Linked DNA regions of Homo sapiens: region 1 is linked to region 2. Evidence: chromatin contacts called from ENCODE Hi-C or POLR2A ChIA-PET data. All regions are on one chromosome and are shown on one strand. Each heading gives the region's core, a stretch centred on a gene start or an enhancer-like site at or near the end of the contact. The rest is flanking DNA. Distances are from core to core; before and after follow the strand shown. Region 1 overlaps LOC124904656 (a long non-coding RNA gene). Region 2 holds the start of ZNF253 (zinc finger protein 253).

The links. A loop is a pair of places that touch in the nucleus more often than their neighbours do. ChIA-PET counts read pairs that join two places held with the same protein, here RNA polymerase II (POLR2A). Pooled maps may share reads with other maps.
Region 1: a loop to region 2 is called in a pooled map, with 4 times the contacts of the local background. The contact joins the enhancer-like site here to the promoter of ZNF253 in region 2. A Hi-C loop is called at or near these places in 6 of 50 pooled maps. POLR2A ChIA-PET finds 5 or more read pairs at or near these places in 3 of 52 experiments (GM12878, WTC11 and naive thymus-derived CD4-positive, alpha-beta T cell).

The regions. Positions count from the first base shown.
Region 1 is chr19:19,371,126-19,375,782 of GRCh38, reverse strand. All of the region lies in intron 1 of LOC124904656 (a long non-coding RNA gene), which reads left to right. Among named protein-coding and RNA genes, the nearest start is that of GATAD2A, 32 kb to the left of the region's middle. RefSeq lists an enhancer at 3,720-4,657. Within about 2 kb of position 2,607, at least 29 of the 41 ENCODE cell types and tissues checked have a DNase peak (open chromatin) inside an H3K27ac peak, as active enhancers do; they include GM12878, where a contact is called at or near this core.
Region 2 is chr19:19,864,228-19,868,897 of GRCh38, reverse strand. It overlaps ZNF253 (zinc finger protein 253), which reads right to left and starts at 3,016. Exons shown (of 4, transcript NM_021047.3): 1 at 2,899-3,016. The coding sequence starts at 2,901. It overlaps LOC124904664 (a long non-coding RNA gene), which reads left to right. Exons shown (of 4, transcript XR_007067169.1): 1 at 1-2,462. RefSeq lists an enhancer at 2,556-2,985.

The DNA of each region.
Region 1 (4,657 bases), core at 1,358-3,857, 490 kb after region 2:
AGACTCCGTCTCAGTAAATAAATAAATAAATAAATAAATAAATAAATAAATAAAACAAAAATTAGCCAGGAGCGGTGGCAGGCGCCTGTAATCCCAGCTACTCAGGAGGCTGAGGCAGGAGAATCACTTGAACCTGGGAGGCAGAGGTTGCAGTGAGCCAAGAGTGTGCCATTACACTCCAGCCTGGGCGATAGAGTGAGACTCTGTCTCAAAAACAAGAAAAAAAAAAGAAAAAGTCATTGTCTATTTCCAGAGAGAAACAGACACAGCCAAACCAACAGGTTGGCCTAAATACTCCTGCTGCTTCACCAGAGAAAGTCAGGTAGCACCTGAATTATACAGAGGTGGGGAGCAGAGTATAGCTTTATTAGTGTTGGTTGGCTAGAAAATCTGGAATTAAGTCCAGATGGAGCTCAGGAACTCTTTCAGCCAGGCCTTTTTAGATCTCTAGGTCAAAAACCTAACAGCAAATCTTCTTGTAATTAAGTGGGATTAGACCCTTTTCTGAGGCAAAAGGTATTAGGTAGACACTAGACGCCTGAAGTATAGAAGACTTCTAAGTCAAAACAGTGACTTCCCTAACCAGGAAGGAATGCATTTCTGAACTGGAGGGAGTTCATTTTGGGCACTTGTGGCCACTTTGCATACAGAAGGGAGGAGCCCAACCCAGTGTTAGATGGGAAAAAGATGCCTTATGCTACTCAGGGAAAAGAATTCACCTTGAGATTCTGTAGGATCTGAGCTCTTTTGCATCCCAGACACACAGTTACATCTGAGTGTAACTGAGCCTAAAATACAGGTCAGGGCTTTCATCCACATGCATTTCAAGCCTTTCTCTTGGCTTCTTTTCCCCTCTTTTTGCCTTTTCTTCCTTTCTTTCTGATTTTAGAGACAGGGTCTTGCTCTGTTGCTGAGGCTGGAGTGCAGTGGCATGATCACAGCTCACTGCAGCCTCAACCTCCCCAGCTCAAGCGATCCTCCCACCTCAGCCTCCCGAATACCTGGGACTGCAGGTGCAGGCCACCACGCCTAGCTAATTTTTAAGTTTTTTTGTAGAGATGGGAGTCTTATTATGTTCGCCAGGCTGCCCTTGAACTCCTGGGCCCAAGCAATCCTCTCACCTCGGCTTCCCAAAATGTTGGGATTACAAGCGTGAGCCACCACACTCAGCCAACTTTATTATTATTATTTTTTAAAGAGATGAGGTCTCGGCCAGGCACGGTGGCTCACGCCTGTAATCCCAGCACTTTGGGAGGTCGAGGTGGGCAGATCACGAGATCAGGAGATTGAGACCATCCTGGCTAACATGGTGAAACCCTGTCTCTACTAAAAATACAAAAAATTAGCCGGGCGTGGTGGAGGGCGCCTGTAGTCCCAGCTACTTGGGAGGCTGAGGCAGGAGAAAGGCATGAACCCAGGAGGCGGAGCTTGCAGTGAGCCAAGATGGCACTACTGCACTCCAGCCTGGGCGACAGAGTAAGACTCCGTCTCAAAAAAAAAAAAAAAAAAAAAAAAAAGAGATGAGGTCTCATTATGTTGCTAGTCTCACTTTGAACTCCTGGGCTTCAAGCTAGCCTCCTATATCAGCCTCCCAAGTCACTGGAACTACAGGTGTGTGACTACACCCAGCTGAGCCCTTTTTAAGATCCAGGTCTCAGGCCGGGAGTGGTGGCTCACGCCTGTAATCCCAGCACTTTGGGAGGCCGAGGCAGGCAGATTACGAGGTCAGGAGTTCAAGACCGGCCTGGCCAACATAGCGAAACCCTGTCTCTACTAAAAATACACAAATTAGCTGGGCATGGTGGCGGGCGCCTGTAGTCCCAGCTACTTGGGAGGCTGAAGCAGGAGAATCGCTTGAACCTGGAAGGCGGAGGTTGCAGTGAGCCAAGATCACCCCACTGCACTCCAGCCTGGGCGACGGAGCAAGACTCTATCTCACCAAAAAAAAAAAAAAAAAAATCCAGGTCTCAGTGCCAGGCGCGTTGGTGGCACGCACCCATAGTCCTAACTACTTGGGAGGCTGAGACAGAAGATCACTTGAGGAGTTTTAAGGCTGCAGTGAGCCAAGATTATGCCACTGCACTCCAGCCTGGGTGACAGAGCAAGACCTTGTGTCTAAAAAGCAAGGGGGTGGCCAGGCACGGTGGCTCACGCCTGTAATCCCAGCACTTTGGGAGGCCGAGGCAGGTGGATCATGAGGTCAGGAGTTTGAGACCAGCCTCACCAACATGGTGAAAACCCTGTCTCTACTAAAAATACAAAAATTAGCTGGGGGTGGTGGTGCATGCCTGTAATCCCAGCTGTTTGGGAGGCTGAGGCAGGAGAATCGCTTGAGCCTGGGAGGTGGAGGTTGCAGTGAGCCGAGATCACGCCACTGCACTCTAGCCTGGGCAAAAAGACCAAGACTCCATTTCAAAGAAAAAGAAAAGGAGGCGGAGTGGGGTGGGGCCTCAGCTTGTGGACAGGCATTATGGTCACAGGAGCTACTCTTGTCCTTCCTGAGTTGGGACTGAGCACAGCAGCCCAGCCAGCTGGTAGGAGGGAGTGGCTGATCACTTGGGCCTGGGAGGAGTCAGGAGTTTATTCTGACCGGAAGAGGAAATGACTGTTTCGCAAAGTGCACTGAGCTTTGAGCTTTTTTTACCCCGCTGGTAAAATTATTTGTTTGAACTTCATCAGCTTCCTTTATTCAAGGATGTCATTGAGCATCTAGGGTGGCCACATTTAGCAAGTGAAAATATAGGATGCCCCATTAGATTTGGATTTCAGATCAGTCACGAATGAATACCCTTTTAGTATAAGTGTATCCCAAAGCATCTTCCATGTGCCAGGAGTCAGTCTGGGTTTGGATAATCCACTTAATACACAGACTGGTGCCTTCCAAGGAACTGGTCAAACACGAAGGTCAGAGTCTTTTGTGGCTTGGGAGACACAAACAGGCTGCAAAATCCACTTCAAAATCCACTTCCAGGTCAGGCACAGTAGCTCATGCCTGTAACCCCCCAACAATTTGGGAGGCTGAGGCAGGAGGATCGCTTGAGGCCAGGAGTTTGAGACCAGCCTGGGCAACAAAGCAAGACTCCATCTGTACAAAAAATAATTTAAAAATTGGCTGGACATGGTGGCTTACCCCTGTAATCCCAGCACTTTGGGAGGCTAAGGTAGATGGATCATTTGAGGACAGGAGTTTAAGACCAACCTGACCAACATGGCAAAACTCCATTTCTACTAAAAATATTAATACAAAAATTAGCCAGGCGTGGTGGCATGTGTCTGCAATCCCAGATACTCTGGAGGCTGAGGCAGGAGAATCACTTGAATCTGGGATGGGGAGTTGCAATGAGCAGAGATCACACCACTACACTCCAGCCTGGGTGACAGAGTGAGACTCTGTCTCAAAATTAATTAATTAATTAATTAAAAACTGTCTAAGTGTGGTGGTGTGCATTTGCAGTCCTAACTACTCTGGAGGCTGAGACTGGAGGATCCCTTGAGCCCAGGAAGCCGAGGCTGCAGTAGGCTACAATTGTGCCACTGCACTCCAGCCTGGGTGACAGAGCAAAACCCTTTCTCTAAAAAAAAAGAGTTAAAAATGTTGCTGGGCACGGTGGCTTATGCCTGTAATCCCAGCCTTTTGAGAGGCTGAGGTGGGAGGATCGCTTGAGCCCAGGAGTTTGAGAACTGCCTGGGCAACATAGTGAGACCTCATCGCTACCAAAAAAAAAACAAAAACAAAAAAAACTCTACTTTGGCCCCAAATTATGACCCGTGTGGGTGTCCCCAATTCTAGTTAGATGCCCATGTTGTATTGGTCAAAATGCCATTGCCGGACAGGCATAGTGGCTCACGCCTATAATCCCAGCGTTTTGGGAGGCCAGGGCAGGAGGATCACTTGAAGTCAGGAGTTTGAGTCCAGCCTGGCCAACATGGTGAAACCCTGTCTCTACCAAAAATACAAAAATTAGCCAGGTGTGGTGCTGGGTGCCTGTAGTCCCAGCTACTTGGGAGGCTGAGGCAGGAGAATCACATGAGCGTGGGAGGCGGAGGTTGCAGTGAGCCGAGATCGCACCTGTGTACTCCAGCCTGGGCAACAGTATAACAGCGCGAGACTCCATTTCCAAAAATAATAATAATAATAATAATAATAATACCATTGCCATCTCCTGCATCACAGATGATACAGCAAATGTTACCTGGGAAAGCGAAGCTGGATGTTTAGTTTCTTCGGCAGCCAGACACCAGTCCTGACCCTTTACACAGGAGTTAAGAGAAAGTGTCCTTTTCTGAGGTTAGGGATTGGGGCATGTTCAGCACTTGCTGACCGCAGTGGCTTTGAGTACTGAGGTAAGTTTCTTGAAAAAGTTTCTAGCAAGAGATGCTGTGGCCATGGGCTACAGTTCCTGTCACGGGGCTGAGTGTATACAGTCGTGGGATCTGTGTGCAAAGCCCACCCCGGTCTCGTACCCGGCTGACAATGCATGTGGGTGTCCCCACAGCCAGACCAGGCCTGGGTGTGGCCAGCGGACATTCCAGGACACACCCAGGGAAGGAGTGTGTCACAAAGAATGCCCTGAAAAAGAATCCCCTTCAGCGAGGAACAGTGGCTCAGGGCTGGAATCCCAGCACTTTTGGAGGCTGAGGCAGGATTGCTTGAAGC
Region 2 (4,670 bases), core at 1,767-4,266:
TATAACCTAAATTCCTTAAGAAAAGAGAGAATATCAAAATATTTTTTAAGCTTTTTATTTATTTATTATACTTTAAAGTTCTGGGGTACATGTGCATAACGTGCAGGTTTGTTACATAGGTATACACGTGCCATGAAGGTTTGCTGCACCCATCAAACCATTATTTACACTAGGTATTTCTCCTAATGCTGTCCCTCCCCTAGCCCCCCAATCCCCTTTTTTGGAACTTTTTAAAGAGTTTTTGAACTCTTGGACATCAGAATTTTACACACTGTATGCACTTGAAAAAATGCTTATGGGGGAAAAAGCAGAAGAGAGAAAGATATTATAAAAAAAAGTTCATGAGTGCACAAGACCAATGCAACAGAATAGAGAGCCCAGAAATAATGCCACCCTCCTACCATCATCAGATTTTTGGCAAAGCTGATAAGAGAAATGTGGAAAGAATTCTCCATTTAATAAATGGTGCTGGAATAACTAGCTAGCACTATGTAGAAGACTGAAAGTGGACCCCTTCATTACACAATATACAAAATCAACTCAAGATTAATTAAAGACTTAAATGAAAAACTTAAAATTGTAAGAAACCTTGCAAGATAACCTAGGAAGTACCATTCTAGACACAGAAACTGGCAAACACTTCATGATGAAGCTACCAAAAGCAATTGCAACAAAAGCAAAAATTGACAATGGGACCTATTTGAACTAAAGAGCTTCTTCACAGCAAAGGAAACTATTAACAGAGTAAACAGACAACCTACAGAATAAAAAAAATTTGCAAACTTTGCCTCTGACAAAAGTCTAATATCCAGAATTTATTAAGAACTTAAACAAGTTTACAAGAAAAAAAAAATCTCATTAAAAAATAGGCCAAAAAAACATGAATAGATGCTTTTCAAAAGAACATATACATGTGGCTAGCAAGCATATGAAAAAAAAAAAGCTCATCACTAATCATTAGAGAAATTAAGAGAAACCACAATGAGATACCACATCACACCAGTCAGAATGGCTATTTTTAAAAAGTCAAAAAATAACAGATGCTGGCAAGGTTGCAGAGAAAAGGGAATGCTTATACTCTACCTCATAATTGGGTATATACCCAAAGAAATATAAATTATTGTATTATAAAGATACATTCATATGTATGTTCATTGCAGCACTATTCACAATAGCAAAGACATGGACAGGCCCTATCAGTGGTAGACTGGATAAAGAAAACACGGTATGGTCAGATGCGGTGGCTCATGCCTGTAATCCCAGCACTCTGGGAGGCTGAGGCAGGTGGATTGCCTGAGCTTAGAAGTTTAAGACCAACCTGGGCAACATTGCAAAATCCTGTCTCCACAGAAAATACAAAGAGAAAAATTGGCCAGGCGTGGTAACACCAGCGTGTAGATCAAGCTACGTGAAAGGATGAGGTAGGAGAGAATTGCTTGAGCCAGGGAGGTTGAGGCTAAATAAGGCTGCATCACTCCACAGCACTCTAGCCTGGGCAATAAGTGACACTCTGTCTCCAAAAATAAAATAAAATAAAAGATTTAGTAAAAACAAAATATGGTACATAAATATCATGGAATACTCTCTGGCCATTTAAAAATAAATGATCATGTCCTTTGCAATAACATCAATAAAGCTGTAGACCATTATTTCAGAAAACTAATGCAGAAACAGAAAACCAGACATTCGCCATCACACCCAGCTAATTTTTGTACTTTTAGTAGAGATGGGGTTTCCCCATTTTGGCCAGGCTGGTCTTCAACTCCTGACCTCAAGTGATCCATCCACCTCGACCTCCTGAAGTGTTGTTATTACAGGCGTGAGCCACCGCGCCCGGCCCCATAAATTTTTAATAGGAGAAAAGGGAAACTGTGAACCCTGACAGATATAATAGATTCCTCTTCAAGGGCCTAACTTTCTTGTTCCTTGTTCTTAGGACCAACTTTTTTGTACCTCTTTGTACCTAGACACCCGCTCCGTAAACAACCCAAACCGCCTGTTCCAATCTGCGACCCGAACCCCTTCCTTATTTGGAAAGTAGCCAATCGGGTCAGCCTAGATTGTGAGGTCAGACCCCGGCCAATGGGGGAAGGACACAGAGGCAATAACGGCGTTTAGGGTTAAAAACCCCTTTCAAACTGGGAGGCCGAGGCGGGCGGATCAACTGAGTTCGGGAGTTCAAAACCAGCCTGACCAACATGGTGAAACGGCATGTCTACTAAAAATACAAAATCAGCCGGGTGTGGTGACGCATGCCTGTAACCCCAGCTACTCGGGAGGCTGAGGCAGGAGAATCACTTGAACCCGGGAGACGGAGGTTGCAGTGAGCCGAGATCGCGCCATTGTACTTTAGCCTGGGCCACAAGAGCAAAACTCCGCCTCAAAAAAAAAAAAAACCTTCCTTCCTTTCTTCTGTGTGCTCTTGCGATCAGGTCGGACGCGAGCAGCACTCTTCTTCAGAAGTAAATATGCCTTCCTGTGAAATTTTCTAAGTGCTGGGTAGTTTTTTGTTTTGTGTTGTTTTGCGGCACCAAGCGCTTGTTTCTAACAACCTCACGGACCAAAGCTCTTCCCATTCATGAACCCGCAGGGAACCGAGTCAGGATTCTCCCCTGACGACCCTCCCGTGGTCCTTGCATGATCTGGGAGAGACGCGGTGCTGCGGGTGCAGAGCTGCTGAAAGAGGGCTCCAGGCCAGGGCACAATCACTGTGCCGGGCCCCGGATGTCACCGCAGCCGCCATCTTATGGCTGAAGGGGACTGAGGCCGAGCTGGGCAGGGAGAACTCCGGCGGCAGATTGTGGAGCTGACTGTGAGGAAGCAGAGTCCCGCCAGAGCCACTTCCCACCGTTCCAAACAGCCTCTCCCCTCTCTCGGGACGTTGGACCCGGCACTCACCATTTCTAGGCTTCCAGGGGTCCCGGGGTTTAGCTGTGGCTCTCCCAATACTTGCAGGTCACACGGCCACAGAGGACGGGCCTCTATAAGCACAGGACACAGAACACTGAGGATAAACCTGGAGCTCCCGCTGCAGCGAGAAACAAAGGCCCCCAGAAACCATGTGGTTCGCTCCAGCTGCGTGCCTGATTGGACGGTTTCCGGCCCAGCGTCCCTCATTGGATAATGCCTAAGGCCCCGCCTCCCCAGCCGCTGAGTGACAGATGTGATCAGATACTGGGCTGAGTGAAGAAAGAGTGACAGCCTAGGCTGCAGCCTTTTCTTTCTTTCTTTCTTTCTTTCTTTCTTTCTTTCTTTCTTTCTTTCTTTCTTTCTTTCTTTCTTTCTTTCTTTCTTTCTTTCTTTCTTTCTTTCTTTCTTTCTTTCTTTCCTTTCTTTCTTTCTTTCTTTTTCTTTCTTTCTTTCTTTCTTTCTTTTCTTTCTTTTTTCCCCCCACCGAGACGGAGTTTCCCTCTTGTTGCCCAGGCTAGAGTGCAATGGCACGATGTTGGCTCACCGCAACCTGCACCTCCCGGGTTCAAGCGATTCTCCTACCTCAGCCTCCCATGTAGCTGGGATTACAGGCATGCCTCACCACGCCCGTCTAATTTTTTGTACTTTTAGTAGAGACAGGGTTTCTCCGTGTTGGTCAGGCTGGTCTCGAGCTCCCGATCTCAGGTGATCCGCCCGCCTCGGCCTCCCAAAGTGCTGGGATTACAAGCGTGAGCCACCGCGCCTAGCCTAGCTGGAGCCTTTTCAAACGGCTTCCTCCCTGAGCTGAGCATCCCATCCCAGAGCATGGGAAAATTCTATCTCATATTCTCTCTCTTTTTGAATGTATTCAAAAGGTGAACAGAAGTACTTTGCTGTCATATTAATAATACATGAAATGTTTGTTCAAGAGAAAGTCAACTTTTACTTTGGTAATAGTGTATTATCAATACTAAAGCTAATTTTAATAAGACCTTGTAAAGCCAGGTGCGGTGGCTCAGGCCTGTAATCCCAGTACTTTGGGAGGCTGAGGAGGGCAGATCACTGGGTCAGGAAATCGAGACCATCCTGGCTAACACGGTGAAACTCTGTCTCTACTAAAAATACAAAAAATTACCCGGGCGTGGTGGCATGCACCTGTGGTCCCAGCTACTCAGGAGGCTGAGGCAGGAGAATGGCTTGAACCCAGGAGGCAGAGGTTGCGGTGAGCCAAGATCGCACCACTGCACTCAAGCCTGGGTGACAAAGTGAGACTGCGTCTCCAAAAATGAATAAATACATAAATAAAACCTTGTAAATAAACAAAATTTGTCATTTTTGACCTCTCGAGATTTACATATATAATTTGTAATCTCCTGTAATTTTTTAACTATATTTTATTTATATCTACATTCTTTTTATTTTTTCAGTTTGAAACAACCTTTAAGTAATTTCAAACTGTTATAGGAGATAGAAAGAAATCATTTAGGGACAGGTGCGTTGGCTCACGCCTGTAATCCCAGCACTTTGGGAAGCCAAGGTGAGTGGAATACTTGAGGTCAGGAGTTAAAGACCAGCCTGGCCAACACAGTGAAACCCCATCTCTACTAAAAATACAAAAAATTAGGCGGGCGCGGTGGCGGGCGCGGTGGCGGGCGCCTGTAGTCCCAGCTACTCGGGAGGCTGAGGCAGGAGAATGGCGTGAACCCGGGAGGTGGAGCTTGCAGTGAGCCGAGATTGCGCCACTGCAGTCCAGCCTGGGC